Regions from separate parts of the Homo sapiens genome. Here regions 1, 2 and 4 are each linked to region 3. The links are chromatin loops, found by intact Hi-C in ENCODE. Cell type or tissue: PC-3. All regions are shown on one strand. Region 1 overlaps LOC124902439 (a long non-coding RNA gene). Region 2 overlaps LOC124902439 (a long non-coding RNA gene). Region 3 overlaps LOC124902439 (a long non-coding RNA gene). Region 4 overlaps LOC124902439 (a long non-coding RNA gene).

The links. A loop is a pair of places that touch in the nucleus more often than their neighbours do. Peaks named below come from ENCODE experiments on the same cell type or tissue, not always from the same donor. Only the 100,000 strongest peaks of a DNase experiment are listed, where the experiment ranks them.
Region 1: a loop joins it to region 3, with 7 times the contacts of the local background. A loop is called at or near these places in 5 of 110 quality-filtered maps.
Region 2: a loop joins it to region 3, with 6 times the contacts of the local background. A loop is called at or near these places in 6 of 110 quality-filtered maps.
Region 4: a loop joins it to region 3, with 11 times the contacts of the local background. A loop is called at or near these places in 9 of 110 quality-filtered maps.

What each region holds. Positions count from the first base shown.
Region 1 is chr10:64,038,311-64,046,310 of GRCh38, forward strand. All of the region lies in intron 2 of LOC124902439 (a long non-coding RNA gene), which reads left to right. Among named protein-coding and RNA genes, the nearest start is that of REEP3, 520 kb to the left of the region's middle. RefSeq lists enhancers at 2,812-2,861, 2,872-2,961, 3,042-3,121, 3,142-3,221, 3,405-3,905 and 1 more. In PC-3, a CTCF peak has its summit at 3,067 (motif pointing right); a DNase peak (open chromatin) is centred at 3,071; H3K4me3 peaks cover 902 bases.
Region 2 is chr10:64,371,874-64,379,873 of GRCh38, forward strand. The region is part of intron 4 of LOC124902439 (a long non-coding RNA gene); the gene reads left to right. Among named protein-coding and RNA genes, the nearest start is that of LINC02671, 550 kb to the right of the region's middle. In PC-3, a CTCF peak has its summit at 4,512; no DNase peak of the experiment used is centred here.
Region 3 is chr10:64,111,251-64,119,250 of GRCh38, forward strand. The region is part of intron 3 of LOC124902439 (a long non-coding RNA gene); the gene reads left to right. Among named protein-coding and RNA genes, the nearest start is that of REEP3, 590 kb to the left of the region's middle. In PC-3, a CTCF peak has its summit at 4,857 (motif pointing right); DNase peaks (open chromatin) are centred at 2,741, 4,451 and 5,651; H3K4me3 peaks cover 520 bases; H3K27ac peaks cover 1,934 bases.
Region 4 is chr10:64,290,003-64,298,002 of GRCh38, forward strand. The region is part of intron 3 of LOC124902439 (a long non-coding RNA gene); the gene reads left to right. Among named protein-coding and RNA genes, the nearest start is that of LINC02671, 630 kb to the right of the region's middle. In PC-3, CTCF peaks have their summits at 3,800, 4,023 and 6,180; no DNase peak of the experiment used is centred here.

The DNA of each region.
Region 1 (8,000 bases), 73 kb before region 3:
CCTTGGCCGTGATAGTGGGTCTCACAGAACACAGTATGGTGACCTTGGCAGAAATCATTTCCCATGGCTGCTTTTCTCAGAAGGAGGCTACGGACATGTGGACGTGCTCAGCTTTCAAAGTGGCTGTGTGACTGGCACTGTGCAAAGCCCTGGAGTTCAGTGGAAAAGCTGTAGTTCCTTCTGTGTACAGTTTTTGCTTAGGTGTGTTTGTTGCTTGGCCCATGTAATGCAGGACTCCCTGGCCTGGGCAGATCTCATTTCATGATTCTCCTCACTTTGAGAAGCTCCTAACAGAGCCATCACGATTTTTTGAGTCTACTGGTGTGTTTAAAAATTTAAAAATGACTAAAGCAGCTTACAGTTATGGCAGTATAAATGTTTACATATAATTGCTTTTAACTCCTTTGGCTATTCATAAAAGAATTACAGTATTTATAAAACTATTACTCATATGCACTTCAGTAAGGGGACACAAGCTTACAGGGTTGTAGGATGACTGTCTTTATTCTGTCTGCCAGAGGATATTGTGACCATATGTGTGTAGGTTTATTTGGGGATACCATCAAATGGCTTAAGTTCAGGACCTTTGTGAATGTGACTCCAAACCAAATGGTGCTTCTATCTACTCCAAATTTGCTCCCCTTTCATTCCTTGAAAGGATTTGAGGCCAGAGGTACAGGCTCTTCAAGGATTTCATTAAACTTATGTGATTCTGTATGTTCTCATTTCAAAACCCAGTTAAATTACATAAGTTAGGTGGCCTACATTCCTTTAAAAACTCCCTTTGACTTGATAGGGATGAGTAAGCAACATTCCGTGCCTAACACTGTGCGAGGGTTCCCCAGAGAACACGAAACTAATCAAGGTGTAGGATGTTGCTTCTACGAAGTTCCCAGTTGGTATAACTCATTGGTCATAATCACCTTGTGTTGTGTGAGCTTTTTTTGTTTTTTCTCAGCTGTGGGTTGTAGGCATTTGAGTGGTACTGCCCACAGCCTGCACCTTGCTGGCCCTCCTCCATGTGTACTGATTCTAGAATTCCTCCTCGACTTGTGGCTTTTATGGTTTCCACGTGCCTTTCAATAATGCCGGCTGTTTTCCCCTCCTGCTGCTCTGCTGGTGTTGCCTAAGGTGCATGTGGCCTCCGCGAACCGTGAAGGCTTTTAAAGAAACTTTTACTTTCATAATGTACTTTTTAGTGTTTTCAATTTCACAGGCCCATTGCTGTTTGGGAAGCAAATGATTTATGAGGAGTTTCCAGAGAATTGATTTCTTGAGATCTGGGTGATCCTTGGCAACGGGATAGGGTTTTTCTGCCTAGTTACTGCAGGGTAAAAACAGAAGAAAACAAATTGAAAGGCCTGACTTGAGAGAAGTTTTATTTATCTGGCTTTGACAGATCAAATAAAATCAGTGAAATTTAGTTATTTTATTTTTGGATTCTTGGAATTCACCCAGATACTCCTGATTGAAGAAAAGGATGTTTTTTGTTTGTTTTTGGAACAGTCACTTTTCTGTATCAGAGAAAATTTGAAGCTGAAAAGCTTTATCTGTCCTTTGTCATCTTTGTGTTATTTAAAGGATTGGATTTTTTTTCTATTTTTTAAAAAATGAGTTATTACTGCAAATTCTAGAAATTTAGGATGGGCAATTTATTTTATTTTTTAAAAAGTTTATAATTGACATAACTGTACATATTTATGGGGTACAACATGTTTCAATAGTTGTATACATTGTGAACTGATTAAATCAGAGTAATTAGCATATCTATCACCTCAAACATTATGTCTTTGAGATGAGAACACTCATAAACCCCTCTTCTAGCTTTTTTATTTTTAAGACAAAGTCTCACTCTGTCACCCAGGCTGGAGTGCAGTGGGGCAATCTCGGCTCACTGCAACCTCTGCCTCCTGGGTTCCAGAGATTCTCATGCCTCAGCCTCCTGAGTAGCTAGGATTACAGGCGTCTGCCACCATGCTGGGCTAATTTTTGTGTTTTTAGTAGAGACGGGGTTTCACCATGTTGGCCAGGCTGGTCTCAAACTCCTGACCTCAGGTGATCCACCTGCCTTGGCCCCCCAAAGTGGGATTACAGCTTCTAGCTATTTTAAAATATACAATATGGCATTGTTTAGTCATCCTGCTTTGCAGTAGACCACCAGAATGCATTCCTCCTAACTCACTGTAGTCTCTCATCATCTCCTCACTCACCACTCTCCATCCTTTGGTAACCACTATTCTACTCTCTACTTCTATGAGAACAATGTTTTAGATTCCACATATGAGTGAGATCATGAGATATTTGTCTTTCTGTGGCTAGTTATTTCACTTAATGTAATGTCCTCCAGGTTCATCCATGTTGCCACAAATGACAGGATTTTATTCTTTTTTATGGCTGAATGGTATTTCATTGTGTATATGCACACTATATTTTCTTTATCGATTCAGGTATTGATAGATATTTAAGTTGATTCCATATTTTGGCAATTGTGAATAGTGCTGCAATGAACATGGGAATGTACATATCTCTTCTACATACTGATTTCATTTCCTTTGGATATACACCCAGCAGTGGGATTGCTAGATCATATGTTAGTTTTATTTTTAGCTTTTTGAGGAACCACCATACTGGTTTCCGTAATGGCTGTGCTAATTTGCATTCTCACCAGCAGTGTGTAAGGGTTCCCATTTCTCCACATCTTTGTCAACACTTATCTTTTGATTTTTTGATAGTAGCCACTCTGACTGGAGTGAGGTGATGTCTCACTGCAGTTTTGATTTGCATTTCCCTGATGAGTGATGTTGGGCACCTGTTCATATAGCACCCGGTGCCTTATTTTGTACATTTGGTGAGGTCTTGGTTCCCTGAATATTATTATTGATACTTGTGGGCATGTGACAAGTCTGTGTGTCGAAAGACTAGGTATTTATTCCAGTCTTCAAAGACTGACGTTGTCCCCGTCCTTCCAGAGCCTCTAAGCCTTCTGTTACCGTCTCTGAACCTCTTTCACTGCTGCTGTTTCAGCACTAGATGGCACCCTAAGCCCACGTTTGCCACAAGTCCGTGGTTTGTGTGTTGCCACATTTTCAGCACTAGAGGGCGCGCTGAGCCCAGGTGTGCCTGTGACCTTGTTTCCGAGGGACCTAAAAAGCTTCGGTGAGTTTCCGCCTTAGGCTGGGGCAGGTCCAGATGCTCCATTCCGGCGCTGCAGAGTTCTGCCTAGCTCTGGGCTTCACTTTGGTGGGTCCAGCACTGGGCTCCAAGGCAACGTCTTGAGGCTACTTCTCTCTCCTTTCCCTAAGCAGACGCTGCCTCTCTTTGTGCCCGGCGGCCTGGGGTTGGGGGAGGGATGGGACGGCAGCGCCGTGGCCACCACAGCTGACCGACGCTGGGCCACACCCGGAGTCCGCAGCTTCCGAGACCAGCCCAGCACAGGGCTACTCCCCAGGCTCACGCGGCTGTGGCCTGCCTGCCACCGAGGCAGCTGGCGCCGAGGCGGCCCAGAGCACGAGGCCGCCACACCGGGCCGCGGGTCCCCCAAGCGACTCCGTCCGCAGGCTCCAGCCTGGGGTTATCTGGTTCTGCCACACGGAGGAAACCAGCCAATGTCGGATTTCACAGTGGCTCGTGGGGGCCAGTGCTGAGTTCCAAGACAAAGTCCTGCACTGAGCGCTTTCCCCTTCCCCAGCGGACGGAGTCGCTCTCTGCACTGTGCTGCCCAGCTTTGGGGGCGGGATGGTGGAGGCAGCAACGTGGCCACCAAGGCTGACCTTAAGGGGGATCGCACCCACAGTGCACGGCTGGGGCCGGCATATCCCCGGCCTGCCTGCCTCTAGTTCACGTGTGGCCGAAGCCCCTGGAGACGCCCTCAGCCGTGCAGGCCGGACATGAGCCCATCCCACCAGGACCAAGGCCTGGCACCCGGGAGGGTCCAGACGATCCATCTGCGGGCCCTGGCCTGGGATGGGGACCTGGAGTTCTGCCCGGTACCAGGCTCCACGTCAAAATCCTGCACTCACTCCACTCTCCCTCCTTGAAGCAAGCAATGCCTCTCTCCAAGCTTCCAGGCTTGGAATTAGGGGAAGGGTGAAGCAGGCAGTGAGACTCTGTCCTTCCTAGCCTCTTCAATGTGTCTTTTCTTATTATTGTGCTAAAACCAGGCACTGAGAGCTCTTACCTGATTTCCTTAGCTCTTGTGAAGGTACCTTCCCACATGGGTACGTGTTCAAAAGGATGTTTCTATGGGAAATGATCACTGGAGTATTCTTTTTGGCCACCTTGCTCCACCCCCAATTTTTGAAGACTCTTGGACTATTACAGCCAAAAGGGAGCTTCAAAATCACTTTCTTTGGTTTCTAGCTTTTTCCTTATGAGAGATAGCCATTGCTACCCAGAACTCTGTGATTGGAAAGCTTTAAGTCTATCAAAAAATCGTTGGACAAATTAACCAAATGCATGCAGAGTTGCTGATCTAACTTGTTACCAAGAAGAATAGCTTAACAGAAAGAAACTTTTTCTAGTGGGCTTGTAAGGGTTGATGACAAAAAAAACTAGAAAGTTTTAAATTATTATTTAATGAATTACTTTCAAAATTCAGAAAATATCAACGACCCCTATACCTCCAGCATCCCCAGTTTTATGAACCACTAATAGAGTTTGTTCAACCATTATAGGGGATAAAATTGAGGTCTCAGAAATACTAAATAATGTTAGCAAATGTCACGTAGCGCTTTTCTTTTCAAAATCAATTGGAGTGATGTCATTAATATGCAGTAATTATAGCTCTTGTAGCCTTTCAGTTGGGGTGTAGCCCAGAGTTTGCACGATTTATATTGAACTGTCAAAAAAAGTAAGCCTGAGTCTTTCTCTCAGTCTCTCTCTCTCCCCCACCACGCCCTCCCACCCTTTTTCTCACCTCTTATCTCTTATATTCTATCATTTTAATGCCATTGTATGTATTTATATTTTAGCTTCATATTGACATCCTCCCAGTGACAGAGGAGTACAGGAAATGATGCAGGTGCAAGGTGCTTACAGTCCAGAGGAAAGGGTGTGAAGCAAGAATGAGAAAGCCTGAGGGAACCATGCAGATATCCTGTGAGTCTTTCTCTGGGGCTGTGTGGCCTAACATCCCCAGGTTTCTTGGGCCTCTGCTTCATCCCTTTCTCCCTGCAGACTCTCTCCCCTTGCTTCCAGTGCAGTGAAAAAGGTGGTTGTCCTTCAGGTCAGGTGCTCTACACAGAATGATCAGAGCTTTGGTATCAACTCCTTATTCATAAGAGAGAAAATCTGATTTGCCTTCTTGGGTCAGGTGGCGGGATGTGTTCCTGGGAAAGTCTCAGAGGAGGGGAATTGTGGATCCTTCTTCCTTCCAAGGTGTCTGTGTCATGGGTTTAGTGCTCTACAGTTCACAGAGTGCTTTTCCAGACATTAAGTACTCTGATTTTCACTACAAGCTTGAGAGTGGATTTTACTAGTGCACTCGTTGTACACAGGAGGAAACTGAGGGTTACAGGGATTAGAGAGTGTACTAGTTTTTTAGGGCTGCAGTAACAAAGTGTTATAAACAGAGTAGCTTAAAACAAAAGAAATTTATTGTCTGTCAGTTCCAGAAGTCCTAAATCAAAGTATCAATAGAATAGGTTCCTTTTAAGGTCCCTGAGGGCAAATCTGTTCCAGGCCCCTCTCCTTCTGGTGGTGGCTGGCCATCCTTGGCATTCCCTGGTTTGTAGCTGCGTCACCCCAATCTTGCCTCTGTCTTTATTTGGTGTTCTTCCTTCCTGTGTCTCTGTCCAGATTTCCCTCATCTTATAAGGATACTAGTCATATTGTATTAAGGGCCCGCCTTAGCCTAGTAAGACTTCGTAACTTAACTAACTACATTTACAAAGATCTCATTTCCAAATAATGTTTTCACATTCTGAAGAACTATGAGTGAGAACTTTAACCTGTCTTTCTGGGGGAACACAATTCAGTACATAATGGATAGTTTGCTCAAACTTTGGACTCAAACTCAGAACTCCTGAGTTTTCAATGGGAATCATTCTTTCCCTGGTTGATTGGGCAATATTAAAGCAGAAAACTACCATGGCTAATTAGCTGTCTACTATTTGTTGTTGAATCAAGCACTTATTCAAAATAAACAAAGCCACTGGCTACTTCATCACTTACATACTTAATCTTATACGATGTGAGGGCAGGAGTTTGGAAAGAAACAATTTTTGGTCAAACAGATAGTTCTATCTTTGATTAAGAAAAATAAAATGTTAAAAGTGTAAAAGTAAATCTTTATATGAGGATTGATACAATAAATATATTGGATGGTATTGCTGAATGGTTTCTATAAAGTGCCTTGATAATTTACTTTGAGCTTATTACAGTTTTCCTTGGCCCACCTGTAGGCTTAACACTGGATGCTTAAAAAGAAAACAAATCCAAAAGTATTTTTCCTTCTTCGGTGGCTAGCTATCCTGAGGGGAGGAAACTATGTCCTCATGCCTGCAGCTAACCATTGGAAATTACTTAAAACCCTTCACCAAACCTTTCACTTAGGTATTGATAACACCCATCAGATGGCCAAATCATTATTTACTGGACGAGGCCTTTTCAAAACTGTCAAGCAGATAGTCAGGGCCTGTGAAGTGTGCCAAAGAAATAATCCCCTGCACTGCAGGCTATACATTTAAATCCCTGTATCTTTAACCTCCTTGTTAAGTTTGTCTCTTCCAGAATCAAAGTTGTAAAACTACAAATTGTTCTTCAAATGAAGCCCCAGATGCAGTCCATGACTAAGATCCACCGCGGACCCCTGGACAGGCCTGCTAGCCCATGTTCCGATGCTAGTGACATCGAAGGCACCCCTCCCGAGGAAATCTCAACTGCACGACCCCTACTATGCGCCAGTTCAGCAGGAAACAGTTAGAGTGGTTGTCGGCCAACCTTCCCAACAGCACTTGGGTTTTCCTGTCGAGAGGGGGAACTGAGAGACATGACTAGCTGGATTTCCTAGGCCGACTAAGAATCCCTAAGCCTAGCTGGGGAGGTGACCGCATCCACCTTTAAACACGGGGCTTGCAACTTAGCTCACACCCAACCAATCAGGTAGTAAAGAGAGTTCACTAAAATGCTGATTAGGCAAAAACAGAAGGTAAATAAATAGCCAATCATCTATCACCTGAGAGCACAGGGCGGGGGACAATGATCGGGATATAAATCCAGGCATTCGAGCAGGCAACGGCAACCCCCTTTGGGTCCCCTCCCATTTTATGGAAGCTCTGTTTTCACTCTATTAAATCTTGCAACTGCAAAAAAAAAAAAAAAAAAACCAGATCCAGATTCATTTTATGAGGCCAGAAAACAAAACAAATCCTCTAATTATTAGCACAGGTCAAAAGGAAAAAATGGAAGTGGCACTAGTTGCTGAGTTCTCTCTTCTTCTGCAGTAGGTCCCAGAATAGAAATTATTATTTTTCTATGATGGGCCAGGGCTAGAGTGACCATATAATTTATCATCCAAACTGGGAGGCCTTAGAAAATCAAAGAGGTGATTAAAAATCATTAAAATTATGTTCTCCAAAATTATTTGCTGACCATCAAATTGTTTTATTTTGTTGGTGAATTTATATAACCAATCCATTCAATAGCTATTTAAAAAATCTATTAAAAAATAAATAACATATCTATGAATTGTAAAGCAAAATAAAAACTTAATATTCAAATATCTGAATATTTAAAAACAATACAAGCAGTATAATTCTTCCTGGTATATATTCATATATGTTGATCAGATTCTTAGCTATGTTTTCTCTAGTACTGTGTCACTGGAATTTTTCTGAAGAATTTTTTTAAATATAGTCTTATTCTTAAGACTATTTTAAACAAATTGCCTTTCATCTTCTTTAAAGTTGTGTCTTATGGTAATAAGTTGGCAATTGTTGCTTTTTTCAATTGCTCTTCTTGGTAGAGTATAATATTTTCCATCAATAAAATAAAATGATTTC
Region 2 (8,000 bases), 260 kb after region 3:
AGTGCTACTAGGCACTGGTGGAGTTGGACTCTAGTGCTACTAGGCACTGGTGGAGTTGGACTCTAGTGCTACTAGGCACTGGTGGAGTTGGACTCTAGTGCTACTAGGCACTGGTGGAGTTGGACTCTAGTGCTACTAGGCACTGGTGGAGTTGGACTCTAGTGCTACTAGGCACTGGTGGAGTTGGACTCTAGTGCTACTAGGCACTGGTGGAGTTGGACTCTAGTGCTACTAGGCACTGGTGGAGTTGGACTCTAGTGCTACTAGGCACTGGTGGAGTTGGACTCTAGTGCTACTAGGCACTGGTGGAGTTGGACTCTAGTGCTACTAGGCACTGGTGGAGTTGGACTTTAGTGATACTAGCCACTGGTGGAGTTGGACTCTAGTGCTACTAGGCACAGGTGGAGTTGGACTCTAGTGATACTAGGCACTGGTAGAGTTGACTGTGGAACACCATGTGATAGAAATATCCATTATAAAATGGATTCTGTCAGACTCACTATTTCAAAAGGTTTAGTAGACCTAGGATCAATCCATAGTAAGATGGAACTGGTCCATCCAGTATTGAGCAAAAGAAGGGCTATGGGCAAAAATAAGCTGTACAAGCAGGTGGCCAGACCCTCCTTGCTCTGATGCCTTTCTTCCAGCCCACACCTGTGGCTGAATTAGCTATTACTGTGATGATTACATAGCGGTGATTTATGTATTCATTATTTTTGAAACACTTATAAGTTGTCATTCTGTTATTCTTCTGTAATGAAGAACTTTCTCTTCTCTGCCATTTATTTATCCATATACTTATTTATATTGGTGCAAACTTATGGATTTCTATTTTATTCAATGATTTCTAATTACTTACTGTCATCATTTTCATGCTCAAATTGGCCCAGATTAGGCCAGTAGGAGCAACTTCAAGATAGCTCCTATGTTTTTTTGATACACTCTCATTATTCTCTGTGTAAGAGAATAATGGTCTGGCACCACAAGATGTCTGAGGTTCATCTTCTACTGTCTTTAAATCGAACTCGGAAAAAGTCATTTCTTTAAGAAGCTCCAGTTTCTTTTAGTGGAGGATGACTATTAGAAGCCAAGATCTGACTACTTGGTGTATTCACTACCTTTTCTAAATACATATGTGTATAAGAACATGTACACTCAAAAACCATGACTTCATATTAAAGCCTCCAATTTTAGTCCAAAGTCTTCCTACCCTTTCTCTTTCCATGTTTGTAAATACATTCTTTAACAGTGAAAAACCTAGTTCTCATTATGCACCACATTTGTTTAATCAATTTATTATTTGCCCAATAAATTGCTCACTCAACTTTGGCAACTGACTCTTCTGTCTGCCATTTAATCCCTCCCACTACCCAATAGTGCCCAGGCACCTCACATCCTTGATTGCCAGTGGACACACTGAAAACATGTCTTCAGAAGCCTCCATGCCCTTCTTCTTTAGTGTTTTGTGTTCTTGAGCACCGTAACAAATACTACTGGTGACCCTTCCCTCCCTTCCCTACCTTCCAACTCCTTTATACCAGGAAGGGAAGGGAATTGTTCATTCTATCTTTTTGTTCTACTTCCTGGGAATTTTACCAAATTTGTCTTCCAAACTGTCTATTAAAATATTCAGATGTTTATATATACATACACACAGAGTCAAATACAAATATCTACATATACACAAAAATATCTTCGAATACACATTCATATTATTTGTATTTGAAGAGAAAAGCTTGAAAAATATATTTTTTCTTTCATTCCTTTGAAAGTTTTTAAATTTTAAAATGAAATTTTAAATAATTTTAGAAGAGTTCCAAAAAGAGTACACCAAGTTCCTGTATACCTTTCATCCAGTTTATTCCATTAATATTTTACATAAATGTCATACAACTATTCACAAAAAGATACTAATATTTTTCACTTTTTAAAAAAGTAGAATTTGGCCAGGCACGGTGGCTCACGCCTGTAATCCCAGCACTTTGGGAGACCAAGGCAGGTGGATCATGAGGTCAGGAGTTCAAGACCAGCCTGACCAATATCGTGAAACCCCATCTCTACTAAAATTACAAAAATTAGCCGGGCGTGGTGGCATGCACCTGTTATCCCAGCTACTTAGGAGGCTGAGGCAAGAGAGTCGCTTGAACCCGTGAGGCAGAGGTTGCAGTGAGCTGAGATCACGACATTGCACTCCAGCCTTGGTGACAGAGGAAGACTCCATCTCAAAAAAAAATAGCGTTCTATTCTTGTTCAATGTGTACAATCTCACCTATCTCAGAGGATGTTAGTTCTAATTATTTTAAAATGTTTTTCTGTTCCCTGCTTCTTCTGTATCTTGGTCCTTCCTCCCATTCTCTCTCCCTCCCTCCCTTCCTTCTTTCTTTCCCTTCCTTTTTTACCTCCCTCCCTTTCTCCACATTATAAGGTAGCTGCTACATTCCAGGTGAAGATGCACACTTTTAGTTTTTGTACATTCATGTTTTAGTCATGCTTCTTCTCTCTATTGTATGACTCTCCATCTTTTTAATGTAATTGATAACCAGTTAAGTCCAATTTCCTCCATGATGCTCTTTTTATTGTTCCAGCTTAAGAGTGATTACTTTCTCCATTCTTCTGAACTCCTTACATCAACTTCAAGTCTTGGTTATTTTATGCATCTCTTCCCTGATAGGGTAGAGGTCCCTTGACTGTAAGGTTCAATTAATCTATATGTCATCACAGAGCACCTAGATTAAAAGCAGACATATGGTATTATTATCTACCTGACTATATTTTTATCTCTCCTCACATATTTCAGACTTGGGACTTTGTAATCTGAAAGTAAGTTATTATACCTATTCCTAGGGAAATGTACTTTAGTCATATTTGTTTATTTTTAGAATTTTATTGCCTTTGTAGCACACTTGAGTCTTTGAGACCCACTAATAGACTAAAAATGTTCTATGTTTAGCAATTTACTATTGCCTAAGCATTAATGCATTTTCTATGATCAGAAGATTTCCTTAGTCATAGTAAATGTAATTCAGTCTTTCTTTTGGGTAACTTTAACAATATATAATCTGAAAAGGACTCCTATTGGAACTTTTTTATGAGTTGTAAACTCCTAGGGATGAAGACTAATAAACTAGTGAGGTTTCTGTCAGAGGCAATACTAGTTTATCTGTATTCTTCTCTTTTATATGTTCTTTTCATTTCTTTCTGTCAAGAGTTCCTTTTCTAGAACACTGGAATTATTATTATGATATATTTTAATCCTATGCTTTTGCCTACCATTTCCATTAAGTCTCTTTAAATCTAGGTCTGTGGAGGGAAAAAAAAACATTTACTTGCTACATCTCAAGATTCTCCTGGGGTAATAACTTTGTCTGAAGTTTAGCAAGCCTATGAATTATTAGCCTTAAAAACCTACCTTATTTTATGGGGCTCTTGTTCTTTCTCTTTAGCTGACAACAGCCTTCAGTGGAACTCTTCAGGGTAATAAGTAATTACATTATTTCGGATTACTCTGCTGATTTGTTATTATTAATATCTACTGATGAGAGAACTTGAGCAGTAAGTGTTAGGAGACAGCCACAGACATGTCTACATGTCACAAAACACTGAATCATATCAATTGTAAGTAAAATCAAATAAAAACATATTTTAGTCCTTTTTCTTTCCTTGCGTACTTCTTCCGACCTCCTTTTGTCACATGTCTATCCAACACTTCACGGAAATTTGGCCACAGAGAAGTTTAGCATGTAACACTGCAACCTGATACCTGAATGTCTACAGACTTCATTTTAAATGTTGTCTCTAGAAGCTCTGACCTTCTTTACACATTCCTTTCCTCCTTTCCTCTGGTTTCTAATGGAAAAGAACAAAAGGTCCAAATTGTTTTAAAATTAATTTTATTGGATAATTTAAACAGCCCCTTCAGTAATACTGAAGTCGTCAAGGAAAAGGGCAAATTTCAATCTCCCAGATTTCTCAGGTTTCTACCCCGCTTCCTGGACATTCTCTAATAAAGTATGTGTATTTGTGTGTTTGTAGGAGAGGGGGCAGCATGAGGAGGTAAGAGTTTATACAAACTCATGATAAACAGGGAGAGTCGAGGTCTTCAGCCATAGTATTGTTGGCTCCTGTAGCCTCAAGGACAGTGTCTTTTGTCTGTTTGATGGCTACTTGCCTTGGTGGCTACATGCTTATCTGAGTTTATTAGTGATCTGGATTTTGTCCACTTGGACAGGACCTGATGTTCCTCCCTTGAGGAACATCTCTTCTTATTCCCCTCAGCACTATAGAACCCTGTGAGGTCCGATGTGACTTGTGTTTATTCCTATCTGGGTGATCTGCTCTACTTCCTTCACTAGGGAGGCATCTCTATGGAAACTCCCCAGTAATCGCTTTATTCCTTCAGAGCTCAGTCTATGCTGCCCAGAAACCAACAGTGACTGAGTGAACTAACTCCCAGGGCTGACCAACTATACATTAATGTCACCGTGGGGTAACAGTAGCCAGTCACAAACAGAAAGAGCTCCCTCTGCCCTCCCTCTTAGGTACCTCACATACCTCCTTTCTCTCTAAGGCAGAGGCTCCAACAGGGAAAGTAGGAGAAATAATTACTCACTCTTCTTTCTTCCAATTTTCTCTTCTTTTGCTTGCTTCTGTACTCTAGTGCTAGGAAAACCGTGGGCTTTTCTTTTGCTTATGCTACATCCTATCCTTATTCAAACATGGATCACTAGAAGGGGAATATCCTGTATGCTAGAAGTGCGCTTTATGATCTGAGTCATTCATGCTTATTTGCTGTTATGATAAATGGGGATGGTTGGTGGAAGGATAAAGAAATATAGAAAATTCTTTTTGTAGACAGTAAGTTTACATGCCAAAGTCTGAATATTATCTTGCTCTTTTACATTGCATTTTATTTGCAATAGAATCCAATCTTTCCAAAAGCAAATGATTGTCTCCAATGGTCTAGAAAAGGCAAAAGACAAAAATCACATTTAAACTTTCTAAATATTACTCCTCTAATGGAAGAAATAGGTTTGGGCATTGTATTCAGGTAGCTTAATGTCTACTCCTTATTTATACAAAATAGTTGCTTGATTTACTGAATATTTCACTTTTAAATTAGCTGTTTTTGTTAGCCCTACAGAATCTCCTTGTGATTCCTCCACTGTATACCATCTCCATTCTAAGCTTTTCCACATCTCACCAGAGACTAGTGGCATGGGAATACTATAATAGTAAGAACAGCCTCTGAATGTCATTTCAGATCTAATTTAATAGGATATGGATAATTTGTATGCCATGGTACATCCCCATGCCTGGAGCTAATCTGTATTGAGAGATGAATAATACAAATATCACTTGATTCTTATAATTTATGTAGTATAATATTGTCTTTTTTAAATCTAGAATAGTGGATGCACATAATAAATATTCAATAATACTTGTTGCCATTTTTACTTGATTTCTTACTTGATAATTACTTATCATTTCAAATTAAGACATAATTAAGTGCTGATTAGTTACTAGAGTTTCTAAATATTGATGAATTTTTCATTCTGTATTCTATATTACTTCCCTGAACTTGTTGGGAAGACCTCAGTAACAATGCTTTTTAAAAAGTGTTTTGATAGACCCAGTGATAGGAATACACTTATTAATTTCAGCCTTACTTAGAGATAATTCTTCAAAATTTTAGATTTTTATCTTTTTAAATCTTTGAAATATAGTAAAGAGAGGGCATAATTATTTCATCTTTCACTCTCTACTCAAAACCTCTTATTATTTGACTTCACAATTATTAGTCATCACTTTACACAAATACCTTCCTTAAAAGTTACCCATGACAACTTTATTAAGAAATTCAATTTTCTCTGTGTAGGATAGAGAAAATTTCTCTTTTCAGTCTCTACCCTTCATGCTCCTATTTAACGTGTTACAGTGTGGACCATTCTTTTTCCTGACTCTACTGTCTGAATTACCTAATACTATATAGTTTTTTTATGACTTTCTTTTGTGTTTTCTTTTTTTTTTTCCTTTGGTAAGTTTTATTTGCTTATTCACCTCACTCCTATCCTGCCCATTAATGATGAAGACATTCTTTTTTTTTTTTTTTTTTTTTTTTTTGAGATGGAGTCTCTCTCTGTTGCCCCGGCTGTAGTGCAGTGGCATGAGCTCGGCTCACTGCAACCTCTGCCTCCCGAGTTCACACCATTCTTCTGCCTCAGCCTCCTGAGTAGCTGGGATTACAGGCACCCACCACTGCACCTGGCTAATTTTTGTATTTTTAGTAGAGATGGGGTTTCACATGTTGGCCAGGATGGCCTCGATCTCCTGACCTCGTGATACACCCGGCTCAGCCTCCCAAAGTGCTGGGATTACAGTCATGAGCCACCATGCCTGGCCGGCATTCTTTAATATTTCTTCTGCAATATAGATTTTAAATTCCTTTTTTTCATTTTTGTGGTAGCCAGTTTCCAAAGATATACTGCCACCCCAGTGAACCACACCTTCTGGTACTCACACAGGCCCACTGCTTGAATTGGAGCTGGACCTGTGATGTGTTAATAACCAATAGAATATGGCAGAGGAGGCACTGGGAAAATTCTGAGGCAAGGTCAGATAGACCTTGTAGCTTCCACCTTGAAGCCTTGCCTGTGCTACCACTTAAGATGCCCACTACCATGAAATGCCTATGACTGAGAGGCCACTTGAAGGTACTGTGGATGACGGTGCCAGATGAGCACAGCCATCCAATGTAGATGAAGCACCCTTGGGTCTTACAGATAAGTCCATCTGTCAGCTGAAAACTGTTCTATGAATGCCATGTGGAGCAGAGGTATGGCCCAGCAAAGCCTTGGCTGAATTCTTGACCTATAAAGTCATGAGATATAATAACCTAAAATGGTTCTTGTTTAAACCCAATAACTTTTAGGGTAGTTTGTTATGTAACAGTTTTGCCCACTTCTATTACTTCATTGATATCTCTCTAAGGTGAAAACTCAGAACTGGCTGTGTTGTTTTGCCTGATCACTATTGTAGTTGGACTTTAAATTCTATTCCATTGATCTATTTCTCCATTTCTGTACCAATGCCACACTATTTTAATTATAAAAGCTTTATGATATGTTTTATATCCATACTTGGTAAGGTAAACCATTTCATTCCCCTTCTCCAGCCACAGTTTTCTAGTTTCTATTGAACATTCATACACATAGTTAAAAGATGATAAGAACATCATCTCAAATAATTGGAGAAATTACTTAAAAAACTAGACAATTATTTGGGAAAATATATCTTACACCATACTAAGTGAATTACTGATGATTCAGAAATATAAAAATTGAAACTATCCAAGAAATAAAAGAAACATGAGTGCATTTCTGGGTATAAAAGAAGTTTCCTTGTCCATGATTTAAAATGAAAGACAAGGAAAAAATCAGCAAGTTGGCAAAATAATGCAAAACAAAACAAATCATGATAAATAAAGTGAAAAGACAAATGACAGATTGCAAGAAAAATATTTACAACATATCTCACAGATAAAGGGTAATCTCTCTTATTAGATACAAGTCTCTTAAAATCAATGAAAAAGAAAAAAAACCACAAAAAACAGAAAACAAGAACCTGATAGAAAAATGGACAAAAGTCATTTAACAGACATTCCCACAGACTTAGTATACAAATAGCCATTAAACACGTAAAAGATGCTCAACATTACTCACAAGTTAAAATTTAAGAATATACTGCAATACCATTTCTCATGCATAAAATTCACAAACAAATTGAAAGCTTGTGCTATTTGGTAGAGCTTTGAGGAAGAAAGACTTTTTTGCACATTGCTGGAAGAGGGCAACATTTTTCAACACCTGCTATGTACAAGAGACTTGTATATAATTAGAGGGTACCCTTTATCTGTTATATATGTTGCAAACCTATTACCTCTTATCTCCAAATCTGCCTTTGCTGCTCTGCTTACCAAACTGGAACTGGATCTAGTGAACATT
Region 3 (8,000 bases):
GAATACAGCAATGAACAAGACAGACAAAAACCCCTACTCACTTACGTCCTAGTGATTGATAAAGATAATACATAAATAAGAAAAATAAGTAGAATATAGAGTATGGTAGATGGTGGTAAGTGTGAGGAAGAAAATTAAGCAGGAAGGGGAAATGATTTATTTGGGTGTGGTTTGCACTCTTAGACATGCTTGCTGAGAAGCTGCTATGGTTTGAATGCATGTGTCCCTCCAAAATCCACATGTTGAAACTTAAGGGCGTTAATCCTATTCACAAGGGCTGAGCCCTTTTGACCTAATCACTTCCCAAAGACCCCACTTTCTGATATCAGCAGTGGTATTTATGGACTGTTTATAAATGACCCAGTCTAAGGTATTTTGTGATAGGAATAGACTAGGTATTTTGTTAGTAGAAACAGGCTAAGACAGGAGGCCTCACAGGAACGTGGAAAGTGGTAATTAGTAATGACTAAAGTAACTGAGACAGGGAATCGTGTGGCTATCTGGAGATAAAAGCATGCCTCATGTGTTGTGTGTGAGTGTAGTGTGTATGGGGGAATCACAATGGAAATAACAATATCGTTCATAGCAGGTACTCAATACTTGTTTGCGAACTATGAAGAAACAAAAAATATGATGTGTCCACAGATTCTGTAACGGGAAATATGAATCCGGAAAGAAGGGCTTTACAAATAAAAATGCAAAGCAAAAAATGAAAGCACCATTCACCTTAAACTGGCAACACTGAGCGTGTGAAGAAATCTTGGTGAAATTTTTATCGATCAGTTGCCAACAGCCAGCCCAGCCCTTATGCATGCCTGAAGACTTCTACTGACTTAGTTATTGTTCATTTGCATACTAGAATTCAACATGGCCTTGGGTAAATTTTATGAACTGCAGCTCCATCAGAAGTAGCAAGGGGAGATAGCTTTTAAGCTTGATGTCAAAGAGGACACGGATCCCTCTCTCAGCCCTTCCTTTGTAGTTGCCTCTATAATAGGGTATTGAGCTTAACGAACCATTGATCTGACCAGCTCTAGCATTCTATGATTCTTTTCAGTGACCTAGGATGACTTTTTACTGGACTCTGAGATAGCAAATAGGTTTTAGCTCTTGTTCCAACTCTGGTTAGTTGGTAGTGACTGACGGGAGTACAGTCGTGATAAATGCTAAGCCCTATTTGGGCTCATCAGGAAAGACGGCTGTGATTAATTAGCAATGTCTGCCATGGTGGTAGAGATGGTTGCTCACATTTTCCTACCCTATACATCTCCATGTACGCTGTATGAGAAACTGAGCCAAAACATGGGAAACAAAGCCTTTTGCTACAGGCTAATGTTTAAAGACCAAACTCCCCTAGATGTGAAATAACAGAGGTGTATGTATTATGACTTGATAGGAAGACTCTTCAAGGAGAAACTGAAAGTCCATCTGACATTTGCAAAGCATCAGAGATTTGTGAATGAACTCTGGTTATGTTAGAAATAGACAGTAAAGTAATGGGAAATGAAGATAGATCAAGCTTTGATTTATTTGGCCATTTGATACCACCTTTGACAACTTTGTCTAATGAAATGTGAAAAAAGTGCAGAGCACTAGAGCATAACAGAGTCTCATTTCTAAGTCATAGTGCCCAGCCGACCAAGGGAAGCTGAGCCCTAGGCATAGAATGACTGCTTTAATTCCAGGCTGCCACTCTCCTCTGCTTGACATTTGACAGTGTACTTAAAAGTGCTCCTAAGCACATCAAGGGAAATGAATAAGTAAATAATTGGTTGCCCCTTTAAAAATAGAAAATATCAGGCTAGGGTTTAATTAACTGCCATAAATTATTCTCAAGCTAACTGTTCAGAGAAGAGCCACTTTTACCCTTTGCCTCCGATGAAGGAATATGGTTTAGGTTATTTACAGTTTCACTTTCTAAAGAGGAAGTATGAGGTAGTGAGTTTCCCATCACTGAGAATACTAAGGGATAATTTTCTGTACTACTCTGTTGGAGGTTAGACTAGAAAACTATTGCTAACCTATCTCCAAAGATGCTTTTCTTGAAGCCATTCATGAAAATGTGTTTTGGGCAAGGCTTAGCAAAATGAATAGAGCAGTCATTCTTTTCTATTTTTGAAAAATGTTACCCATTTCTGTATAAACCCATTATTCATGTGAGGATAAATAAGGCTCATCGTGTGGAAATAATGGGGATCCAGGAGAGAATAGTCTAGCTCAGAAAATGTTTATTAACACGGACTATGTGTAAGGCATGGATGGGGCCAGACTCCATGGAAACTGTGATATTAACATCAACGTCATCAAACCTAATGAAGGATGACGTGGCAGATTTGCAAATAATTATCATGTAGGCAGCAGGTGATAGGAGATTTAGAATACAAATAAACTACGGTGGGTAGATAAAAGAGAGAGGTATTAATTCTACAAAAACTAAGAGTGATAGATGACAAGGAGGACAGTCAAGGAAGGTTTCCTAAAAGAAAAGACATTTGAACTGAGATTTCACGAATAGGAGGAGGCTTTTACAAGTACAGGTAGGGAAAGGACAGCTTATGCCCAGGGGACTGTGATGACCACGGATCAGAGTTTGAAAAGCAGCGGATATTGTGTGGGAGATGAGACTGGTTTGGGGAGCATCATATAGAGAGACTTAAATACCAGGCAGAGGTGACTGAAATTCTTTCACAGGACTGACAGTTTTTGAGGCAGGAAGCAGCTAAATGGAACTATGCCAGCAATGTGGGAAATGTATGTGGTAGTGATTTGGGGGAAGGTGGCAGACTGGTATCTGGCTCCAAGCTACTCCAATAGCTCATGAAAACTGTAATCTGACCTGGACTAGATTTGCTGAGAAGAGGTAGTTTTCATGGATATAGGAATAGAAAGGATAGTTTTAGCCGTGTGTCTGGGTACTCAGAATGTAAGCAGAGTTGGCCTAGAGAAAGGCAAGGTTTTATTCTCAGGTTGTAAATGAGCCCTGAGGCCTTAGTATTAATTTAAGTCCTAGGCTGGGAAATGTTTAAGGAATACCTGAGGTTCTGGAGGTGAGCTAGCTGCTCTTGCCCACAACAAGTTAAGTCCTGACATCTCAGCAATTCCCAGTCTTCTTGCTAAACCCATGGCAAGATGTGACTGGTTATGGCTGGTTCTGTACAAGGCACATGATGGTGATTTGTATTATGGGGTTGATTAAAAGCTATCATCGTGGGGTGTGTGTGTGTGTGTGTGTGTGTGTGTGTGTGTGTATAAGTAAGTGGGGGAATCCAAGAGTAGACCTATTTGTTGGTAAATTTGGGACTTCTGTTGAGGACTAAAATGATGTCAAAGAGTCTTCCAATAATCCAGAATCCCAGTATTTGCCCTGTTCTGTAAACATCAGGAAGCTCCTGGGGTGGGAGTCAGCGGGGCTGAAGTTCCAGGCATCAGGGACATCATTGTGACAGAGAAAGAGAATAGTGCTTGGTTACTTTTTTTCTTTTTAAATCTTTCCTCTTTTGTCTACCCTAGAATAATTCACTAATGTATGTTAACTCCACCATTTGTTACCTGGGTTCCCCCAGCCAGCTTGCATCTAGACTTGCTGGATAGGTTTCACATCTGCCACCTTCACGGCAAAATTGACCTCCACCAACTCTGCAAAACTCACAGGCTAAAAAAGAAAGGAAGAAGCTGGTACCTGGATGGTGGGTGCCAGAGAAGAGGAAACACTGGGTTTGAAAGGTAGCCTGGAGAGCAAGATGGGAGGGGTGGGTACAAAGAAATATGTCACAGGCATTTGGAGAGGGGTGGAGAGAGCTGGATAACTGGGAGAAGCTTTTCCTAGAAAGTCCAAATTAGTACCAGGAGATTACAGTGACAAGGATAAGTCACACACTCAATGGGAGGTCAAGCTCTGGGAGATGTAATAGCCGTTATTCTGGTGAGAACAAAGAATCATCCCTACATTTGTAGAAATTATGGGGTTATGTCCTAGGCAGCTTATCAAGACAAGAACCAGATCAGAGGTTGGCTTGTTGCTGAATAATAACTTGCTTTGCACTTCACAAATTCATACAGTGGTAATGCTGGGAGGGATGCTAGCATCTTCTAGTCCAGCATCCTTATTAGGCAGGTGAGGGCAGCCTGGCTCAGTCAGTAAGTGGTGAGGTGAAGAGTACTGGAATTCTTGTCTTTTCACAGAATCATCCATAACCTGTTCTACTGTTCACATTTTCTGGGTCATTGTGGAAAACCTAGATTATAACTCTGCTAAATCATAATAACTCATTATTGACCCTTGTGATTTTCTCTTTTCTCACCTTTTCTGTCTGCTTCCTAGAATAGTTGTAATGGTCCAATACGAAGGATGATGTGTATGAAAGTCAGATTCCAAACTACTGAGCACATACAAACCCATATTGGCATGCCAATGATTGCTCATAGAGACTTAAAGTTGGAAGTGCCTTAGAGCATGTCTCATCTGATCTCACAGATTGAAAAGGAACCTGAGACCCAGATAACTGAGAAGCATTTCCCAAGACACATTTAGTGACTTATGGGCTGGTGCCTTAACTCCCTTTTCAAAGTTGGCTTGGTAGAAATTAGCTTCTAGTAAAGAGTGGCAGAGCTGCCCTAGAGCCCAGGTGCCCTGACTCCCAGCCCTGTGTAATTTTTCTCAACAGGTTAAGGGTGTCCTCTCAGTGTTGAGTCTGCAAAGGTTTCTAGGAATGGAGACTCAGCTCCATCTAAAAAATGCCACTTTGTTCTTTATTTGTTCACCTGGATGCATAGGGAGCGGGTCTCCATTTTCTGACTGGAGCTCCTGTGTTACAGGGGCTCAGACGAACATGATGGGTTTTTCTGTGGGGGGAAGAGGCTGGCTCTAGAGGGCAGACTTGAGTTGTTTTGACTTGGATACAAAAGCATTTTCAAAATCTAATCATAAGCAGCAGGAGGAAAACCCATCTAATCATTTGCCTCTATGTCTTTTTATTCATAAATCAGTTGGATCAATAACTATTTAAAATGTGAAAGCCTTTATTTGGCATGCTACCCAAAGAGAAAAGAGAATATTATAACTTTTTTTGAGGAAAAGTAGAATGATTTTTAAATTCAAAAAAAGGGCAAGCATGAAAATCTGGCTTCTGGCCCTATTCTGGGGATCTGGCAATACCATCATGGCGTGTGGAGTTGTGCACTAATTAAAGTGTCTTACTGATGACTTGTTTGGATTCCAGGACAGGCACCAGATGTCACTCAGCCCACAGCATGGAGAGTTACTCTTAATTACAACTTGAAGTTGCCCTAGTTGGCGGTAATTTTTCCCCCTTCAGTTGAATAAGTTAATTCACACTGAAAAGTCTATTTTTTAAAATCTTGATATCTTCCTTCTTCTAACAAAAGAAGGTATTTCATTACAGTACTGACCACTTCTTAAGGGTTACCCCAAAAAGTTAACCCAGGCTAAAATGAGAATTTCCATCAAACAGGAGCTTTATTACACATGTCTTTTGGGCTGTCTCTGTGCTCTTTCCCACAGTCCCCACACTTGTGTCATGAGTGACTGCCAAGGCATTTTCTTCAGAATGTGTCCAACTGCCTCATCCAATTGTCAGAGGCGTTTGAACCAGAGCAACTCCATCTTGAATAGGGGCTAGGTAATATGAGACTGACACCTGCTGAACTGCATTCTCAGGTTAGGCATTCTTAGTCACAGGATGTTTACAGCTAAGGGAACAAGTTAATAATGTTTACTGAACAGACCCAGGACTTAACAGACCCAGGAAATGTCCTGATGTCCCAATACCTTAAGAACAAAAGCATTCTTAGAGTTTCACTTTAAAGATAATAATACAGATTCTTGTGGAAGACAGTAGTTACACAAAGATTAGCAATCCTTTGTTAAAAGCCCTTGTAGTAGAACACATCTCCCCTATGATTTTTTGTTTTGTTATCTTGTGTATAAACAATTATTGTACCTAACGTGGATGTATTCTTCCTCTTGCTTTCGGGAATGTCCAGCTCTGCCTATGGAGTAGCCACTCTTTTATTCCTCTACTTTCTTAATAAACTTGCTTTTGCTTTACTCTGTAGACTTGCCCCGAATTATTTCTTGTGTGAAATCCAAGAACCCCCTCTTGGGGTCTTGATCAGGACCCCTTTTGGGTAACAAAATTTTGCCCTGACCCTATGCCTATCTCCACTGATCGGTACTGGAGAAAGACAGCTGTTTTTGGCCAATCATAATCTGGCTTGAATTCAGTAACTCTGATTGCTCTTGCCCATGAGCATAAATGAGAAGACAAAGCTTTAAGCTTTGGTCAAAGCTGACCTCACTCTATTTCCGAGACCTACAGATGCTGCTTCTAGTAGAGACAACATGGCTTTTATAAGTGATTCAGACGACTAGGCACTGCAGTGCTCAGATTCTATAAGGACCTAATTACCTAGTCTGCTCTAACGAGGCTAATCCTTCCTGGGACCTCAGTACTGAGCCCATGATATTGTTTGGGCCTTTAGTATTACCTGGACGGATTTTTTAACTTGTGTTTTAGAGGTATAAAAGTTAATAGAGTTAGAAGAGAAGAAAAAAACAACATGGGAGTAACTTTATTTAGATGTACTGAACTGTTTTTTTTAGCCTATCCACAGTCAATATTAAGTATAATATACTGATATCACTTTTTGTGTTAGTCTAGCATAAACCAATAATACCTTATCAGTAGGAAATTGACTTTTAAAATCTTTAAAAGCCGGGCACTGGTTTTAATCTTGTTATTTCTTACCAGTTCCGTGAAGTTGAAAATATATAGATTTTGTGCTTAGAAATATTTGCGCTTCAGTTTTTTAATCTGAAAAATGGGATAAATAATATATCCCTTAAAAGGTGACTGTGAGGATTAAAGAAGAAAGCCTAGCTCATGGTAACAATATCAGCTGTCATCACTGCCATTATTATTGTCTTTAACACCCTCGTCTATATTTATTCTTCAATATTCTAGTGCTTGAGCACTACTGAGGTCTTCATTCCAATGGTAATTTTATTTGGGAACAAACAAAAAAAAGTTTGTTCTAAAGACTTGCTGACAACTGGTCCAAAGTCCCTTGATTTAACCCAGTGTTTCTCAGCGTGTGGTCCTCAGATCAGATGGCATTGGTGGTATCACCTGGAACTTATTCAAAATGGAAATTATCACCCCATCGCAGCCTACTGAATTAGAAACTCTGGGGACTTGGTAGAAATGCCAATTATTAGGCCCTGCCCCACACAGACTGAATCAGAAACTCCGGGATAGGCCCAGGGTTTTAACAGTCCCTGTGGTGGTTCTGATGAATGCTAAAATTTGAGAAGCACAGCTCTAAACTGAATTCATCAACTGTAGTTGATCTTTCTACTATTATATATTTGATGATTCTAAATATATTGCACAAATATGTGCAAGACAGCCACCTCTCTAAAATAAAACGGGTACCATCTTGCAGAAGTCACCTCATGATTCCCAGAAGTCGTCTCACTCTAGGAAAAGAAGACCTTGCAGTCAGAATGCCTCTCATGACTCAAATACTCTTCAGTTGGCGGCACTTCCCCTGCCTCTAGTCTAGTACACTGCCACACTAACTATGAATATTTCAGCAAAACAAAAAGGAGAAAGACATTAACAATCACAGCAATAAACCCCAAGACATTCCTGGCCCTGGGCTATGATTCAGAGATCAAAGTCTTTGTTTAAGATCCCAGCTTACAATTATTTCATTACCCATGATTTCAGGGTTATATTGTCTTATTATGACACCTTTGAAGTTGAGATCCTACTTGAAGCCCCAAGAGATGTGGCCATAATAATTTAAAAACTGAAAATGCCTATGATTATCTGTAACTCATGGAGTAGTTTTTCTGCTCTGGTGGGTACATTCTTCTTTGAACATCTGTTCCAAACTTTTGCAGTTCACCTTTAAAACATCTCAAATCCCTGGGTTTTGGGAAAAATGATTAATAGCTTCTATTGATTTTCAAAAGT
Region 4 (8,000 bases), 180 kb after region 3:
TTCAGCTCATCTGGCTGGCAAGGAGTTCCCTCCCTCCCTCATTGGCCTCAAAGGTGTATGCTTGGGCACGTGGTTTGGTATAGTTTAGTAACTTTTCAGAAATCTAAACTCTCTAGACTTTGCACTCCTCCTTCTGTATGTAAATATATTTAGCTCCCACCTCTCACACCTGAATATCTGTGGGATGGTCAGGAATCAAAACACAACACCACCACCAACAACAAAATGTAATTTTGAATGCTACGCATTGGTACAGAACACTTGTGATTCAGAGAGATCTGACTTTCAATCTCTATTAGTGCCTTAATGGGTAGTATGAACTTGGGAAAGTTGCTTAGTATCTCTAAGCCTCAGTTTCTTTACATGCACATCGAGAGACAAGTAAGACCTTATGGTGTTAAGAAGATCAAATGAGATAATTTATGTAGAAGAGTGCTTGGCACATGGTCAGCACTTTGCTCAGCAGAGGGTGAAATGTAGTGACTCTGAGCCCTAGGGTCACAATTAATCCTGATCATTTCTGCTGATGGTACTGATTAGCCAGCTGAGTGGGGATAGTGACATCATGTAATGCCACTCAGATCCCCCTTAAAGAACTAGGCATTTATTCCTAAGAGATTGGCAGTGTTGGCCGCTGATAGCTCAAGACTGCATTCCTTTCTGGGAATTGCCCTCTACTGATGGGTGCTCCCTTCCCAGGGACAGCCCACATTCAATGACTGGTTGCTGTTGGGCGATACAAAGATCTGGCCCCTTTACTTCAATGACAGACACCCCTGAAGGGCTTCCCAGCTTTAGAGCTTCCTGAGTGATTGGCAAAGGCCACAGTTGCAACTGTGTCCCAGTTTGGCTTCTGTCTCTGTTTGGTCTTGATTTCCTTGCTCCCTCATAGTAGTTCCTGAGAACATATCCCATTAAAACTCCTTCAGGCACATCTCAGGACCCTAGAGTCTCTTTCCTCAGGAGCCCAAGGAAGATAGGGGGGATCTCTGTTCGCCCATACCACTCATGGTGCATCTTTTTTGAAGGAAGGGGAACAAAGTACCACAGGTGAAGCTTCCCAGACTCCTGAAAGTCTACGGTGCTAACAACAGTTCTCAGACCAAAAACCAGATGACTGTTTTGGTGGTGTCATCAAGAGGGTTCTTTCCTTTTCTCTCTAAAATTTCCAGGCTTCTCCAAGCTTTTCTGTATTTTTTGTTCACGTAGTCTGATTCAACCCAGACTAATTAAATTCTTTACTTCGTCTACCCTGGTGAGCAGGGTTAAGAGTTGAAGAGAAGACAACTGCTCCTGACATGAAGTCCACACACTCCTCTCTCTCACTGCTTTTTAAGAGGAAGTGACAGACACTTTACCAGGGCAGCATGAAGAGAACCGAATGAGGAATAGAATGTGAGTTTCAGAAAAGACTGCCTGTCAATCAGACTGTGATTTTGAAGTGACTTAGGTATTACCTAGCAAGGCCATGATAGATTTTTGAAAGTCACAGAAGCAAGCTCACATTTTGTTAGAGCTATAACTAGCTTGAAACGATGCCAGATTGCCCAAAGTTAGCTAACTTCTAGGCTGCACCCAAGACTTCTAGCTTAGGAAGATTTCCTTGTTAAGTGAGCAGGTTTAGATCAATCGTATAAACAAGCCTTGTCCAATGCTTACTCACCACATGCAAGACACTTCTTGTCATTTGGGGTCTATAAAGGATGATCCCTGCCTCTGACAAGATTAGGGTTTGGCTGGGATCATAAGAGATATTGCATAAAAACTTCAATCAATGACATTAAATGTTCTGAAGGCAATTCTAAAATCATGATGGTTTTCAAATCATATGCTAGGAAGGCCACCATCACCATTTACTGCCTGTGGCACACACCTATATAAGGTGAGCAGATTTCTTGGTATGCCAGCCAGCTCAGCTGAGTATTCTTACTCCCAAAAGCAGAAAGCTAGGTTTTTTGTTTGCTTATATTCTTGAATATCCAAATATGTATCTGAGACAATTAAGGGCAGAGTGACTGTAGTGTTCTAGTCAGTGTCTGGTTTGATTTAAAAAATGTCCAGCAACTAAGAACCTCAAATGTCAGGGAAAAAAGTTTGTTTTCACATAGCAATATTTCCTTTGGTAATCTGCCATGCAAATAGTCAGCAACTATTGGACTCTTAAATCTTCCCAAGTGTTATGTGTTACAGAAAATAGAAAAGTTATTAAATGTAGGCATATAGGGAAATGTGAATCACAAAATTGAATCAACTAGAATTAAAAGCTTCATATTTTATATGATTTATATTGAGATTAGCATCTTAAAAAATAAATTTATTAAAAGAATAAAACAGTGAGTAAAGTCATCTTCAGGCATTAGAAGGTCTCCTTAGCTTTCAGAATATAGTCTGCCTCCAGAAGCATTCCTAATCATGCAGGAATGGATTATAAATCTTGTATGGAATTGGGGCCATGTTGACTAACCAAATAGAAACATTTTTTAAAGAAAAATATTTTAGGCTGGGCATGGTGGCTCACACCTGTAATCCCAGCACTTTGGGAGGCTGAGGTGTGTGGATCACCTGAGGTCAGGAGTTCAAGACCAGCCTGGCAAACATGGTGAAACCCCATCTCTACTAAAAATACAAAAAATAGCTGGGCGTGGTGGTGGATTCCTGCAATCCCAGCTACTCAGGAGGCTGAGGTGGGAGAATTGCTTGAACTCGGGAGGTGGAGGCTGCAGTGAGCCGAGATTGTGCCACTGCACTCCTGGCCAAAGAATGAGACTCTGTATAAAAAATACATATATACATATATTTTATATTACAGTGTTTTAACAGCTCATTGCTGTTCATTTGAAGCAGGATTTCTTCTTGTAAAGTAAAACTTTATCTCAAATCCCAATTTACAAAACAGGAAAAAAAATCATGCTTTGGTAAAATACATTTTCTAAAATTTACTTCATAAAATGCATTTGAATATCCTAATTGTAGCTTCTTTGATAACCACAAACATTTAATTCAGTACCTAAATTTTTATTTATCTGTGTTAGCTTCACAATATGGAGAAAATTGACATTCAAACAGATTAGGTGAATACAACCTTTTTAAAACACCATGCAATCACAGTGTACTTTTCAAGTAGGTATGAGAAGAGATGTTATATTTAGAGGTTTCTCACAAAACCTTTTAACTGTGCAATAAGCATTAACATATTGGTTTTCTCTAATGTACTATAATTTGGGATTGATGTGTGTATGTTGTTGCAATAGTTTTTTTTAAATAGATTTGCTTTTTAGAACAGTTTTAGGTTCACAGCCAAGTTGAGAGGAAGGTACAGAAATCCCATATATCCCTTGATCCCACACATGCATAGCCTCCACCATTATCAACAGTCCCCACCAGAGTTGTACATTTACTGCAATTGTTGAATCTACATTGACACTTCATAATCCCCTAAAGCCCACAGTTTACATTAGGGTTTACTGCTGGTATTGTACATTTTATGGGTTTGAATAAATGCATAATGGCATGTATTCACCATTATACTCTCATACGGAGTATTTTCACTGCCTTCAAAATCCTCTGCACTCTGCCTGTTCACTCCTTCCTTGCCTCTAATCCTTGTCAATCACTAATCTTTGTACTGTTTGTGTAGCTTTACTGGAATGTCATATAGTTGGTATTATAGATTATTTAGGCTTTTCAGATTGCCTTCTTTCACTCAGTAATGTGCATTTATGTTTCCTTCATGTTTTTGCATGGCTTGATAACTCATTTTTTTAAAAATTTATTTTTTGAGACAGAGTCTCCCTCTGTCGGCCAGGCTGGAGTGCAGTGGTGTGATCTCAGCTCACTGCAACCTCACCTCCCAGGTTCAGGTGATTCTCCTGCCTCAGCCTCCCAAGTAGCTGGGATTACAGGCATGTGCCACCACACCTGGCTAATTTTTGTATTTTTAGTAGAGACAAGTTTTCACCATGTTGGCCAGGCTAGTCTCGAACTCCTGACCTCAGGTGATCTGCCCACCTTGGCCTCCCAAAGTGCTCAGATTACAGGCGTAATCAGTTACAACCACCATGCCCAGCCAACTCATTTATTTTTAATGCTGAATAATATTCTATTATCTGGATATACTCCAGTTTATTTATCTATTCATCTTCTAAAGGACATCGTGGTTGCTTCCAAGTTTTAACAACTAGGATTAAAGCTGCTATAAACATCTGTGTGCAGATTTTGTGTGGATATGTTTTCAACTCCTTGGGAAAATACGAAGAAAATGAGATTGCTGGATTGTATGGTAAGAGTATATTTAGTTTTGTAAGAAACTGCCAAACTCTATTTTGTAATGGTTTTTAAAATTAGTTTAAAAACAAAAATATAAGATTTCAATGACATATTTATAGATTTCTGAAACACTTCTTTCAAGGATAGGCAAATCTCTGCTATAGTGCATAATAAAAATCAAAGCAGTAAGAATGTGGAGCAACAGAAACTCTCATTTATTCCTGGTGGGAATGCAAAATAGTAGTCACTTTGCAAGACAGTTTGGCAAAAAATAAAAATTAAAAAAATCAAAACACTGCTACCTACCCCAAGAGACTGAATTAAGGAACATATAAAAATATGATGGTTAGATGTAAATTAGACCTTTTGTCAATGATAGTTCTTATTTTATTTATTTAAAAAATCTGACTCTACAAGTTACTTTCAGTGTCATCTGGGACCATTTATTTAACCTTTATAAAATGTATTTTTCCCATTTGTAAATTGAAAGTAACAGATACATAATGAATTTTCATGAGAAGAGTAAATTAATATATGATATATACTCTCTCCTTTCTTCCTTTCAATTGTAGACTATTATTAATATTATTATTATTAATGGAATTATAAACTCTATTAACTATCTGTATCATCCTTCCCCTGCTCCACACAGTGAGCAAGAAAAAAATTTATTTGTAATGAAAGTCTTTACAGAAGCATCTCAAAGGGGAACACAGTATATTCTATTGTGTTTCTTACATTTTATCCTGAACATTTATATCTAAATCATTAAAATTTAATTAAATTAATAAAAAATTTTTAAAATGAAAATTGGATCACCTTTAAGAGAAAGACATGAAACTCAAAAGGCTGTGTTTACAGCTCCCTGCAGGTCTTCTAAGTGTAGATGGCATACAATAGTCTCTGAAAACAAACCCCTTAACCTGGGACGCCCCAGAAGTTCTTTACCCATTATATACAAGGTAAAAGTCTGGCAGTTATATTTGACTTTTCTTTTTTTCACTCTCATATCAGTCAGTTGCCAAGTCCTGGCAATGTTCCTGCTTAATCCCAGCATCTACTACCTAGTTAGGCTTTTATTATGTCCTTCCTGGATTAAACTAATAACCTCCAATTCCATGCTTGCCACCTTCCACTAATCTGAATGAGTACCACCCTCTTTCTGAACACAAGTCGATGCCTCAGGTGTTGCCTATGGAGTGAAGTCCAAGCTTCCAGAATTTGGCCCCTGCATCTTCTCAGGCTTATTTTTCACTGTTCTTCACATCAAATTTATTCCTGTTCAACACTGAACTGCTTATAGTTCTGGTACACATCACAGGGTTTCATTTTTATGTCCTTGAATTTCTTCCTTCCTTCATCTAGATAACCCAGCTCAGGCATAAGTTATTTCCAGAACTTCTTTTCTGAGTGCTATCCCCTCTCCCTACTCAACCTCTTTCAAAATTAATTTAGGTACACCTTCTCTAGGTCCTATACATCCCTATTCATTTCTTATCATCTTACCTAGGATAGGACATTGGGATACTCTCTGTTTAGGTGTCGGTATCCGTCTGTCAACTCCTTGAAGAAAAAGCAAGTGTCTGATTGACTCAGTGTCCAGCATTCTTTTTGGTCCCTAGGGGACAGAGAAAAATGTGTGTTTCACTCGTAAGATAAATGAAAGCATGGGTTGCCAATAGTCCCACTCTTTCTCAGTGTAATCAAGAGTTAGTCAATAATGTATTACATCTACCGGCACTTGAGGCTTGCTGATTGCTGATTTTTAAGCACAAACTATTCAGCTTTTCTTTTGCCCTGAGGTTTGTCTTTATAGGACCTGCACAAAAAACAAATTTGGGTAATCACACTCATCCTTTATAGTAGTGGAAGTTTCTGTTTATTGGAACTAAACAATTATGGATGTCTGCATGTGTCCCTGTGCCCCAGTAGGTGGCCTAGTTAATGGGGAAAGCATAAAGTTTAATTGATGGGAATAGTCCATTGTATAATTTGACTTCTTCAGCCAGAATTTTATTGGCAAGCTCAGTAGGACACCCAAGGCCGACCATATCTTTACATTCCTGAACATATACTGAGGACTTCTTGAGACTATGGAAATGTACCAGTATAATTGTGGGAGATGAGTGCATAGGAGATTTACATGAAAGAGGGATTTAAAAGCATCCTGTTATTCTCCTACCAAACATTGGTGAATCTGGATACTGTAAGCCTCTGATTATACTATAATAGGAGTATATATGAACTGAAAAAGGTCAAAAAATGACAACTCAGATTCCTCTAGAAATGAAAAGGTTTGGAATAGGTTTGCTTTCCAAGCCAAACAAAACCCATGACTAAGAAATGCTGTCTATGGTTCAAGGAAATGGTTGAAAATAGACATATTTTCTTCTTCTTCTTTTTTTTTTTTTTTTGAGACGGATTCTCACTCTCTTTCCCAGGTTGGAGTGCAGTGGCGCGATCTCGGCTCACTGCAACTTCCACCTCCCGGGTTCAAGCAATTCTCTGCCTCAGCCCCCCAAGTAGCTGGGATTACAGGCGCGTGCCACCATGCCCAGCTAAGTTTTGTATTTTTCGTAGAGATGGGGTTTCACCACCTTGGCCAGAATGGTCTTAACCTCCTGACCTCGTGATCCACCCACCTTGGCCTCCCAAAGTGCTGGGATTACAGGCGTGAGCCACTGCGCCCAGCCATGTATTTTCTTTTTAGTACCTATTACTATGTAATGTACTATATAATTTACTTTTTATCTTGTTTATATCTGTTTCCTCCTCTGCAATGGAAGCTCCATGAAGGTAAGGGTTTTGTTCTGCCTCATATGCTCCAGTATCCCCAATGCTTAGAATAGTGTGGGTAAAATGATAATTCCTCAATAAATATGTTCTGAATGAATTATTTAATAGGTTAGTAAGATACATTAAAGTGATAGCAAATACTATCGAGAATTGCATAATGGAGAACAGTTAATTCCACATTCTGTGATGGCTGTGGTAGTATCACTATTCCCTTTCAAAGTAATTAATTCATTTTACATCTGGAACTTAAGATAATTATCAAATTTGGAAATATTTGAAATAAATTTAAGTATTTGCTGAGCAAAAATACTGAACCAGGCACTGTACCATTGTACTTTTAGATTCTTCTTATTTCAGTATCACCCTCAGCCTGGAATTGTTCTATTATATATTATCATATCTCCATGAAGATAAGCATTTCCATTTTAAATATTGTAGGCAAGATTTGCTTAAACTATGAATTGAAAATATAATGGAAACTATTTACTAAATCTGAAATCGACTCATATTTCCTTTTTTTCTCAAGCCTCAAATAAAATAAGCAGCTATTGCACTTACATTTACAAAAAACAAAAACACCTAGCAAATTAGTTTAACTAGCAATATCACAATATTCTCAATAGAATTGTTTAATTTATTGAAAGATTTTATTGGAGAAGGAACTTGTCTAGTTAGGTAATTAATGTAGACCAACATCCTTTTAAGTATTAATTTCCTTAAAGTATATTTCTTTCTTTTTCTATATGATCCTTTTCTATTTTTGAAAGGCTCAAAGTACTATTGTTTCATGTTATACAGATACATGAAACCTGAGTCTGTAATAATGATTAATCAAGGGAAAAAAGATGTTACAATATATTATTGTGCATTAAAGAATTTTAAGGTGCCAGCTCCTTGGGAGGCTGAGGCAGGAGAATTGCTTGAACCCGGGAGGTGGA